Linked DNA regions of Homo sapiens: region 1 is linked to region 2. The links are chromatin contacts, found by Hi-C in ENCODE. All regions are on one chromosome and are shown on one strand. Each heading gives the region's core, a stretch centred on a gene start or an enhancer-like site at or near the end of the contact. The rest is flanking DNA. Distances are from core to core; before and after follow the strand shown. Region 1 holds the start of FBXL4 (F-box and leucine rich repeat protein 4). Region 2 holds the start of COQ3 (coenzyme Q3, methyltransferase).

Region 1 (6,251 bases), core at 1,283-3,782, 450 kb before region 2:
TTATGAAACAAAAGTAGACTTAAATATATTTATTTTTAAAATCTGCAAGCAGTGATCATCTTTATGGAACAAGGTTACTGGGTAGGTGGGCACACAGCACTTTCACTTCCTCCTTTAAGGATTTCTGTATTGCTTGATCTTTTTTAAAGAATGCATACATTTATTTCATGGGCTAATAAAGTTTTAAGTGTCCAGTGTAAAATTTATTATATTTTAGATATCCAGTTGTGATGGTAAAATACAAATGGATATGAGGATATCTTCCTCATATCCCAGGGAACACTTCTACAGCCATTTATCTCTTAGATAACCATTTTTCTCTTAGAAACCAGGTACAGAACATCCTAAATCACAGGTGATGGGGAGAGACACACTACAGTTACTATGACACGGTGCAAAGTCAAAAGGCATGCAGATTTTTAATCAGGCTGCTTCTCTATGTAACTGTAAGGAGCAACTCTAGTCGCAAGTTCTGAATGAGCAACAGAAGGGATTTATTTACTAACAGTTAATGATTCAACTGACCATGGAAAAAGCAAGCTAAAATAAATGAATCTCAATAACTGGCAGGAAAATTTTAAAGGGGGGAGGGAGGCAAGAGGTAAAGAAAGGGAATCAACTTGCCCCCACTAAATGTGTTCATTTCAAAAATATTTAGTGATGTCTACAATATGCCAGGCATCGTTCAAATCCCTAGATATTAAAACACATTATAAACCTAGAGCAATAAGAGCATCACAGAAGCCAGGATCACCACAGGGAGCCAAAGAATACTAGACCGTTCAGAAAGTCCCAAGAATACACGGGAATTTAGGGCCTATGGTATTTATAGGACTGATCAGCAGGGAAAAATAGAATTCCAACAAATGATGATGGAGTCACTAACAAAATTATAAAGTTAGAGCCTTCTTATCTCACATTAAATATAAATAAGATCATTAACAATACTAGAAGAAAACGGAGGTGGATATTTATATACAATTCATGTAGATAAAGGCCTTTTTTAAAGGACACTGTGTTAGATCCGCGAAGTTAAGATCGAGAATGTTAACCGCAGCAACATTAAGAGGATGAGACTAACACAGTAAAGAAAGAAGGGGCAGTTTTTGTTAACTGACCATATGTGCAAGTACCATATGTACCATTGTACAGAGTACTATAATCGCATTATTTCATCACGGCGTGAGTAAAGAAATTATCCATCTTACAATGAGTTGACTTATCTGATTTTCAAATAACAGAAGGGAAGAGTTTGAAAATGCAGAGTTCAGAAAAGCCAACTTTTGGCGCAGAAGTTTAAAACAAAGTTAGTACTCAGAACATAAGTATGGAAAGAAGAATCCAATTCAAGGAACTTTTAGAGTGCCTACTAAAGCATAATGCACATTTCCCTCAAGTCCTTAATCTGATAAAGGACTATTGGAGCGCTGATGACTCTGGATGAATCTCTCTCTACTCAACCAACAGATACAATATGCGGTACAGGATAATGGAGGCAGGAAGTGAGCCTGAAAGAAAAAAATATATACCTATAGCTGAACTTAAGAAACCAAGGAGTGCACGCAAGAACCAGAAAAGGCAGCTTGTGTCTGTGAACAGACCAAAGCAAGCAGAGATCCCTGCACCTGGTGGTAATGTGCCCTCCGGAGCACAAAGCCAGACGGGCATCCTGCCAACGCAACTACCTGACCACAGGCTTATACCATCTTCACCTTCTATAATAGTTATTTGTATACTGTATTTCAATCTGTGAATGCATCTCGAAGGTTTGTGGCAATGATTACTGGGAAATCAAGGAAATCCAAAACCACCCGTTATAAATATGTCGACAAGGAGGCCAAGTAGATGGTCATCATCACACTCTAGGGGCACCCCTAAACCTAAACACAGAAACAAGGTTGTAGCTGGGCACCCTGTAGCAGTCCTGAAGAAAGAAAACAGGCCTGGTTAGGCAAAAACCATCGGATGTCAGAGGGAAATCAAGGCAGCAGGCACAGGAATCACAAGCACAGGCGGGCATGTGGCCGACGCGTGGCTGCCGGCGCAGCACTGAGCGCGGGTGTGGGGCGACCCGCAGTCCCCCGCGGTGTAAACAACCCTGAGCCGCGCACACGTCCGAACGACGCCTCACAGCCTGCAGGCAGACTGTAGCGTAGAAAGAGCCCGAGGCACGTCAGCAGTTCTCAAGGGCCCCAGCAAGCCCCGCAAGCGTGAAGCGGAGGCGCGGGGGCGCGGGGCCGCGGGCGGGGAGGGGCGGGCAGCGGGGGCCTCTGCCAGGCGTCCAGACTCCCCAAAGCGCGGAGCTGCGCGCTGGCTCGGCCCCGGCCCCGCCCCGGCGCCAAAGGAAGAAGACAGAGACCCACGGGAGGGAGAAGTAAAGGAAGGGCCGTACCCTGCAGGGTCCGGGAGAGGCGCGCGCCGCGGGCTTCACCAGCGACCAGGCAGCGCGAGAAGGCCTGGGTGCGGGGGCGGCTCCCCGACTCTCTAGATGCGGCACAACCGCCGCAAGCCCGGCCTAGCGCGACCCGGAAGGAAGACGCGGAGGCCGCGAGGAGCGGCGGGCCCGGGGAGGCGGGGCGGAGCCGGGGAGGAGGGGCGGGGCCGCGGGGTTGGGGCGGGGCCGGGGAGGCGGGGCGGGGCCTGGAGGGAGGCGGGGCGGGGCCAGAAGCAAAGCCGGGCGTTTCTCCCATGGGAGGTGCTCTGGGTCCTACGGACAGCCCGCTCCCAGGCCAGGGGGAGGAGCTTTCTGCTGGCTTCCTAGCTCCAGTGGTGCCCGTGTAAAGGGCCTAGGTCATACACAGCGGGTAGTGTCTACAAATCCTCTTCGGAATAATCCCTTCCGAGTACCGGCTCGCCATGTGTAGTGTGGTCCTACAAGGACTTCTTCAGTCCAGACTTGGTGGATCAGATGATACATAGGTAATACGGCTGGTACGCATACGTAGAGGAAAAGTATAATATACATTATATGCACTCTGAAGGTATAATTCACCTAGTTTACAAACCTCCTCTTCCCTGCATACAAATCCTGCCTGCAGGCTCATTTCCATACCAACGTTCAGAAGCCTCTGACCATTACCTCTGATGAAGAAGATGGTCTGGCAGCCTCTCTTACTCATTTTGATTTATTTTTGGTAGATTCAGTATGGCACTTTATTTATTTATTTATGTATTTTTTGAGACGGAGTCTCGCTCTGTCGCCAGGCTGGAGTGCAGTGGCGCGATCTCGGCTCACTGCAACCTCCACCTCCCAGGTTCAAGCGATTCTCCTGCCTCAGCCTCCCGAGTAGCTGGGACTACAAGGGCGCCAAGCTAATATTTTGTATTTTTAGTAGAGACGGGGTTTCACCATATTGGCTAGGATGGTCTTGATCTCCTGACCTTGTGATCCACCTGCCTCAGCCTCCTAAAGTGCTGGGATTACAGCCGTGAGCCACCGCGCCCGCCCTTGGCACTTTTTTTAGTTTGCATCATATTTATCTTGTTACAAAATATCCACTAAGATGGAAAATATTTAATAAAATGTTGAACTACACATTATTTGCTGTCTGAATGCTCCAATGAGGCAAACCAGTAAGGATATTTACTTATATATGAACAGAATCAATATATGATATGCAATATACATTGTATACAAAAAAATTAAAATTTTTATTTTCTTCAACTTTTTGATGCATAATAGCTGTACATATTTTCAGGGTATATGTGATAATTTGATTCATTTCTGTAATCAAATCAGCATAACTGGGTTACTCATCCCCTTAAATATTTATCTTTTCTTTGTGCTAGGAACATTCAAATTGTTCTCTTCTGGCTATTTTGACATGTACTATTGATAAATGTTAGCTGTAGTCACCCTACTGATCTATGGAACACCGGGTCTTATTTCTTCTAAGTGTATGTTTCTTCTAAGTGTATGTTTACCTCCCCTTGCTCCCCCATGGCCCACCCCCCCAATACTTCTCAGTCTCTGAGATCCACTTTCTGAACTCCCACATATGAGTGAGAACATGCATTATTTGCCTTTCTGTGCTTGGCTTATTTCACTCATCATAATGACCTCCAGTTCTATCCATGTTTGTTGCAAATAAAAGGATTTTGTGGAGGGTTTTATGGCTGAATAATATTCTATTGTGTATATGTACCCCATTTTCTTTATCCATTCATCTGTTGCGCGGACACTTAGGTCAATTCTAAATCTTGGCTATTGTAAATAGTGCTGCAATAAACATAGAAGTGCAGATATCTCTTTGATATATGTATTTCCTTTCTGTTGGATCTATACCCAATAGTAGAATTGCTGAATCATATAGTAGTTCTATTTTTAGTTTTTTGAAGAATCTTCAAACAGTTTTTCACAGTGGCTCTAGTAATATTCATTCCTGCCAACAGTGCACACGGGTTCCCCTTTCTCCACATTCTCACCAGTATCTTTTGTTCCTGGCTTTTTTTTTTTTTTTTTTTTTTTGATAAAAGCCATTCTCACTGGGGTGAGATATCTCATTGTTTTGATTTGCATTTATCTGATGATTAGTGATAAGGAGCATTTTTTCATATACCAGTTGGCCATTTGTATGTCTTCTTTTGAGAAATGCCTGTTCAGATCTTCTGCCCATTTTTTAATTGGATTATTTGTTTTTGTTTTTGTTTTTGTTTTTGCTTTCCTATTGAGTTGTTTGAGCTCCTTATATAAAATATTCTGGTTATTAATCCCTTGTTAAATAAATAGTTTGCAAATATTTTCTCCCATTCTGTGGGTTGTCTCTTCACTTGATTGTTTCCTTTGCTATGCAGAAGCTTTTAAGCTTGATGTTATCCCATTTGTCTATTTTCACTTTTGTTGCCTATGTGTTTCAGATCTTAACCAAAAAGATAAGATCTTGCCCAGACTTATGTCATGGAGACTTTTCCCTATGCTTTCTTCTAGAAGTTTCATAGTTTTGGGTCTTAAATTTAAGCCTTTAATCCATTTTGACTTGACTTTTCTATATGGTGAGAGATAAGGTTCTAATTTCATTTTTCTGCGTGTGGACATTAGTTTTTGCCAACACTGTTGAACAGACTGTCCTTTCTCCATTGTGTGTTCTTGGCACCTTTTGTAAAAAAAGCAATTGACCATAGATGTGTGGCTTTATTTCTGGCCTCTATATTCTGTTCCATTAGTTAATGTGTCTGTTTTTATGCCACTACCATGCTGTTTCGATTGCTATAGCTTTGTAATATATTTTGAAGTGACGTATTGTGATGACTTCAGCTTTATTCTTTTTGCTCAACATTGTTTTCTCTATCCAGGATTTTCTGTGGTTCCATACAAATTTTAGGATTTTTTTTTCTATTTCTGGGAAGAACATCATTGATATATTGTTAGAGACTGCATTGAATATGTAGATTGCTTTGGGTAGGTATGGACATTTTAACTATTCCTCCAATCCATAAACACAGAATATCTTTCCATTTTTTGCATCTTCTCTAATTTCTTTCATCAAGGTTTTATAGTTTGAGTGTACAGATCTTTCACCTCCTTGGTTAAATTTATTCCTAAGTATTTTATTTTATGGGTTGTTTTTGTAGTCATTGTAAGTGGAATTGTTTTCTTGATGTCTTTTTCAAATAGTGTGCTTTCTGTGTATAGAAATGCTACTGATTTTTGTATGTTGATTTTACATCCTGCAAACTTACTAAATTTATTATAACAGTTTTTTTTAGTAAAGTCTTTAGGTTTTTCTATATATATAAGGTCATATCATCTGCAAACAAGGACCGTTTAACTTCTATACAATTTAGATGCCTTATTTTTTTCTTACCTAACTGCTCTAGCTAGGATTGCCAGTACTATGTTGAATAGAAGTGAGAAAGCGGGCATCCTTGTCTTGTTCTGGTTCTTAGAGGAAAAGCATTCAACTTTTGTCTATTCAGTGTATTAGCTGTTGGGGACTTGTCATATATGGCCTTTATTGTACTGAAGTACATTCCTTTTATACCTAATTCATTGAGCTTTTATCAGAGAAAAATAACGAATTGTGTCAAATGTTTTTCTGTATCTATTGAAATGATCAATGTGGTTTTTGTCCTTCATTCTGTTAAAGTGATGTATCACATTTATTAATTTGCTTTATGTTGAATCATTCTTGCATGTCTGCTATGAATCCTTCTTGACCATCGTTAGTGATCTCTTTTGTTGAAGATTTTTGCATTTATATTCATCAGGGATACTGGCCTATAAGCTTTGTTTTTTTGTTGTGTCCTTGCCT
Region 2 (6,128 bases), core at 2,329-4,828:
CCACGCGCCCAGTCTTTGTTAAACATTTTTATGTTTGCTAATCAAATACATGAAAATGGTATCTTAGTGTAGTTTTAATTGTTTGTTTTTGTTTTTGAGACAGGGTCTCACTGTGTCACCCGGGCTGGACTGCAGTGGAACAATCTCCACTCACTACAACCTCCACCAAGGTCACCCAAGCGATCCTCCCACCTCAGCCCCTCGAGTAGCTGGCACTATAAACATGGGCCCCGTGCCCAGTTAATGTAGTTTCAATTTATCATGAATGAGGTTAAGCATCCTTTCTTATGTTTAGTGGTCATTTATATTTCACATCTTGTCTTTTTGTAGTCTCTGCATACTTTTCTCCTGAGCTTATGTTTATTTGGTTTTATTTTTTAATCAGCCCTTCACAGTCCATCCCAAACCCATTACAATGTTCTTTTTTAATAAAGTTCATGTGTCTAGGCTTTTGCTCATTTTATTTATTTATTTATTTATTTATTTATTTATTTATTTATGAGACAGGGTCTCGTTGTGTTGCCCAGGCTGGAGTGCAGTGGTGGGTTCACGGCTCACTGTAGCCTCTACCTCCTGGGCTCAAGTAATCCTCCTACCTTAGCCTATCCAGTAGCGAGGTCCACAGAAGCACACCACCATGCCTGGCTAAATTTTGTATTTTTTTTTTTGTAGAGACAGGGTTTTGCTATGTTGCCCAGGCTGGTTTCAAACTCCTGAGCTCAAGCGATCCACCTGCCTCGACCTCCCAAAGTGCCGGGATTAAAGGTGCTCGGCCAGGCTTTTGTTCATTTTATTTCCCTTTCCACCAACTCTATCTGGACTACCTTTTAAGACCCAGTTCAAATATCACCTCCTGTATGACTTTAGGTAGATACATGAGATATTATTAAAGAATAAAGTTTAACTATGTAAACCATGATACATCGATAACGACATATAAGGTATTACTATTATGAAACTAAGCCTTAGAAATTTTAACAATATCTGCTTTTACGGACAGACAACCCTTGATCTCTCTCTTACCTCCTCTATTTCTGGAAAATGAATCCCTAAGTCATCAGTATTGCTACAATTCTCAAGAGGTTTAAAAATCATCTTAGGCCAGACGCAGTGGCTCAATGCCTGTAATCCCATCACTTTGGGAGACCAAGGTGGGCGGCCTGCTTGAGCCCAGGAGTTCAAGACCAGCCTGGACAATGTGGTGAAACCCCTTCTCTACTAAAAATATAAAAATTAGCCATGCATTGTGGTGCCTGCCTGTAGTCCCAGCTACTTGGGAGGCTGAGGTGGGAGGACCAATTGAGCCAGGGAGGCCAAGGCTGCCGTGAACTGTGGTCATGCCACTGCACTCTAACCTGGGATACAGAGCAAGACCTTTTCTCAAAAAAAAAAATTAATTAATCTAAAAAGTAAAAATAAAAACCACTCTACCACCTTACCACAACGGAAAGAGAGTAATTGAGTTTGTATTTAAACAGAATGCTACCAATTCCTTCTCTACCTTGAATCTGTGATCATCCTGGTATTTGAAATTTTAAAGGAATGGGAAAAGGTTTTTTTCATTTTATTTATTGAAAAGTCATTTATTCAGCACCTACCAGGCACCATGCTGATGGTGAATAAAACAGGTGACAGACTTTTACCCTACCAATACTTTATTTCCAGCAATGATAATTTACTGTCTGGATTGCTCTAAGGTCTTCCTGGGCCTAGACTTGCCTGACTCCATCCCACATTCTATGTAGACAGCTGCCAAGTGTTATTTCTTAAACATAAATCTGTTCATGTTGCTTCTTCAGTGATTTCCACTGTCCGCGGGATAGTCTACCTCAGGAGGTGTAAATGGCCTTTCATGAATGTGTCATGGCCAAAAAGGCCTCTTCCTCATCCCTTGCCACCCCCTGCCTTTACCTTCTGCCCTCCACCTACACACTTTACTTTTCAAGGAACCTTGCAGTTTCTCACAAACTTTCTCACAGATTCTCGAGCTGGTCCTTTCCCCTCTCCAACTGCTTTTTTTTTTTTTTGAGACAGAGTCTCACTCTGTTGCTCAGGCTGGAGTGCAATGGTGTGATCTTGGCTTACTGCAACCTCTGCCTCCCAGGTTCAAGCGATTCTCCTGCCTCAGCCTCCCGAGTAGCTGGGATTACAGGCGCCTGCCGCCACGCCCAGCTAATTTTGTATTTTTAGTAGATAGGGTTTCACCATGTTGGCCAGGCTGGTCTCGAACACTTGACCTCAAGTGAGCTGCCTGTCTCGACCAACTGCTTCTAAAACTGGCCACCTCCTTCAAGATTTCTCTAAATATCCCATTCAAGAAGTTTCCTTGATCCCAAATATGGATTAAATGCTCCTTCTATGTTCACCCCTCAAAAATTGGAACTAGGTTTATTATATCTTTTCTAAATTTTTGATTATAAAAGACACATGTTTACTAAAAAAAGTTCAGAAAAAGAAAAGTATATAAAGGATAAAATGATAGAAAATCACCTACTCTACCACAGGCAATCACTGCAAAATTTCTCTATATATCTCCACCTGTAACTCCAAGTTCACTATACATACTGATTTGTAACTTTTTTTTTTTTTTGGCTCCTTCCAGGAAACAATGAAACTTTACTTTCTTAACACTATATCTTACTACTTTTCCATGTGGGTACAAATAGATTTAAATCATTTTTATTGGCTGTACTATTTTTCACTGTATGATAGTACCAACTAATAACCTTTATTAATGGGCGGTTAGATTCCCCATTTTTTTGTTCATTATATCCTGATCTTAGGTTTATCCTAACATTTTTAAAGAGATCCTTGCGGTGTCATTCATTTTTAAATTCCCAGTGCTCATACCAGTGTCTGGCATACAGTATTTGTTAAGAGTTCCATGTGAAAGATGAGCTTAAGTTTCTACTTAATACTGAGAGTTCGAAAATCAGACTGCTGTCTACAAGCACTGAGCAGTGCATTATTTTCTTGATCTCATTTGCAAATGCAGTCTGTTGGATTAACCTATTAATCAAAAAGTAATACAGCTGCCTTAAATTCTTTCTGAAAAAAACAGCAAGCTTTGTGCAAACAAAACACAGATACAAAGCTATGCATAACTACGAGGCGTGAGTTATTCCTGCCCCGGCAAAGGAAAGATGCATGACCTTCAGACTGCAGCACACGCAGAGCGGGTCGCCGGCTCCTGGGGCAAGGAGCTCAGCCACAAGAGACCCGCGGCCTGCGCTTTTCCAGACAGGACCACTGGTCCTGAGCTCTTTTCCCCGGCGTCCGCCAACGGGACTATGCGAGGTTTACAATGGAGAGAGATGGGGCCAGGACCAAGCCTTAGGTTTCGCGCTGACCCCTCGCGAGGTCCAGAGACAACCCACCGCCCCACCCCCGGCGCATGCGCAGAGACGCCAGCGCTCGCAATTGACTGCATGCGAAGGACCTCCGCACACACACTCACCCGCCGAGGAAATTAAGGGACGCGCAGCTTTTGTATTACAGCCTCCAGGCCCCAGCACTCTTAAAAACCAACCCCCGGAGGAGCCCAGCTTACGGCCACTCCACATCGCGACAAACGATCCCACCTCTTTTCCGGTCCCTCCCGAAAAAAGATCCCCAACATAAAGGTTCCGAGATCACTTTCGCCGTCTGCAGCCGACTTTTTTTTTTTTTTTTTTTTTTAGCAGAGTCTGTTCTGTTGCCCAGGCTGGAGTACAGTCCCCATCTCGGATTCTGGGATCACTGCAATCTCCGCCGCCCGGGTTCAAGCGATTCTCCATGTTGGCTGGTCTCGAACTCCTGACCTCAGGTTATCCGCCCGCCTTGGCCTCCCAAAGGGCTGGGATTACAGGCGTGAGCCACCGCGCCCGGCCTGCAGCCGACTTTCATGATTGTATTGTTGAGTGTTATGTATGTATGGCTATACTTTCACGCTCATTTAGCAAATTGCACATGGAATTAAACTGCAAGATGTTTTTACTATCATAAACAACTTTGAAGATACTTTATTGCTATAGGACACCTCAAACCTCATGTTCGAAGTTGACCTCAATCAGGCCATTACTTCGTGCTGTGTCTTCTTTTATTGCCATGTAGCTCTATTTCACACTTAACAGATGTCTCTTCAAGGACTTTTATATTCCTGTAAGACATTGACCCTACTGCTAAGAATGCAAGAGTATGGGAGCACTTCTTCCTCAAGGGAAGAATTGTTTCCCCTTTCAAGGCACTCAAATATCAGATGGCCAGAAGGCCAAATGTAAAACTTATTTTCTGCAAATGACTATTATCTTGTACAGGGTATATACATCATGTAGTAGGAGGCTTCTGTGGCTCAGTCTAGGCAAACTTCATTTAGAGCTAGGAACAGTGATCAGTAACATTTTACGTCTAAATGCACAAAGTCTTTCTTTGGGTAAGAACAATGACGAATCTCCAACATTGAAGACAAAAAATTATTCTGTATTTTCAACAGGTAGGGTCAAATTGGTAAAGGGTTCTTTCAGTTAGCGAAATTTACCGCTCAGGAATCTTTTTTTTTCTTTTTTTTTTGAGACAGCCTCACTCGGTTGCTCAGGCTGGAGTGCAGTGGTAGGATCTCAGCTCATTGCAACCTCCGTCCCCCAGGCTCGGGTGATTCTTCGTGCCTCAGCCTCGTAAGTAGCTGGGATTACAGGTGTATGCTGCCATTCCCGGCTTAATTTTTGTATTTTCAGTCAGGGTTTCACCATGTTGGCCAGGCTGGTCTCAAGCTCCTGACCTCAGGTGATCTGCCTGCCTCAGCCTCCCAAAGTGCTGGGATTACAGGTGGGAGCCACCTCACCCAGACAGCAATAGTCTTTCATTCATGGTTCTTAGCTAAAATATTGACCTCCTCCTAAGGGTGGTCGCACTTTTCAGTTGCTATGTCCTCTTCAGAGCTCCTCTACCCTTAGATACATGATCCTCTCTCCACATGAAGGCAGAAAGCTCTGCACAAAAGAAAATGTAGCACGTCTTGTATTTATTGGAGTGACACATCCAAGGAAAAAGCAAAGTGCAAGCACAATTAAATAAAGTTCTAGGAGCTTTATATGTACTTTCTTTGAAGGTACCACACTTCACTGGGCTTCAGAGCCTTTCCACTACATTTTAACAAGAAGGGGAATCAATGATTTGCTTTATGCTGACAAGTATGTCTTTTGAACACCCAGAACAGGTCTGGCCCAAATAAGCAAAACTAGCTCATAGTATTTCTCGCTACAAACATCAACAAAGGGCTTTCCCAATGACCCTTAAGCCTAAGTGGTATTGGAAAGTTGTAATGGCTGTAATGCAGTATATGGCCATTGTTGGAGATATTTCCCCAGACTATTATTGTTATGGTCTCACCCGTAAGTCTGCGTATTTATTTTGCTCTAAAACTCTTAATGTCTGTTTTGTAATTCAACTTTATAAACATTTTTTTTTTCATCCAAGGGTAAAGTGCTCCCTTGTAGCTTTGAAATGATATACAGCTGGGCGTGGAGGCTGACACCTGTAATCCCAGCACCTTGGGAGGCTGAGGTGGGCGGATCACCTGAGGTCAGGAGTTCAAGACCAGCCTGGCCAACATGGTGAAACCCCATCTCTACTACAAAAAGTACAAAAACTAGCTGAGAGTGGTGATGGAATCCTGTAATCCCAGCTACTTGGGAGGTTGAGGCAGGAGAATCGCTTGAACAAGAGAGGTGGAGGTTGCAGTAAGCTGAGATCACGCCATTGCACTCTAGCCTGGGCAACAGAGCAAGACTGTGTCTCAAAAAAAAAAAAAAAAAAGAGATATACCACTACATCCACTCAGTTTAACTGGTAAGTTTTCACATTTACTTAAAAATTTTACATAAATTGGTAACTCAGAATAATTCTATCATAACTTCTACCAAAATCAGAATGTGGCAGATTTAACCAAGGTATCTTTAAAGGAACTCTATAGGTATCTGATAAACCTTTATGATATAAATATAACCCATGTGTGCTTTTTGAAGAGCTAAAGCCCATTTTCTCTTTTAAATTTTACACAACAAAATTCCACTTAAAACTGAAAAACTTAACAGCTAGATGTGTTTAGAACTAATCTAATTTGGCCAGGTGCGGTGGCATACACTTGCAAT

Evidence for each region. A loop is a pair of places that touch in the nucleus more often than their neighbours do. Pooled maps may share reads with other maps.
Region 1: a loop to region 2 is called in a map of CD8-positive, alpha-beta T cell, with 6 times the contacts of the local background. The contact joins the promoter of FBXL4 here to the promoter of COQ3 in region 2. A Hi-C loop is called at or near these places in 1 of 168 maps with a recorded cell type or tissue (CD8-positive, alpha-beta T cell), 3 of 37 single-sample maps with no recorded cell type and 12 of 50 pooled maps.

The regions. Positions count from the first base shown.
Region 1 is chr6:98,945,414-98,951,664 of GRCh38, forward strand. It overlaps FBXL4 (F-box and leucine rich repeat protein 4), which reads right to left and starts at 2,533. Exons shown (of 10, transcript NM_001278716.2): 1 at 2,393-2,533. RefSeq lists enhancers at 1,423-1,612, 2,416-2,927 and silencers at 2,053-2,362, 2,660-2,954.
Region 2 is chr6:99,390,617-99,396,744 of GRCh38, forward strand. It overlaps COQ3 (coenzyme Q3, methyltransferase), which reads right to left and starts at 3,579. Exons shown (of 7, transcript NM_017421.4): 1 at 3,458-3,579. The coding sequence starts at 3,563. RefSeq lists an enhancer at 2,835-3,474.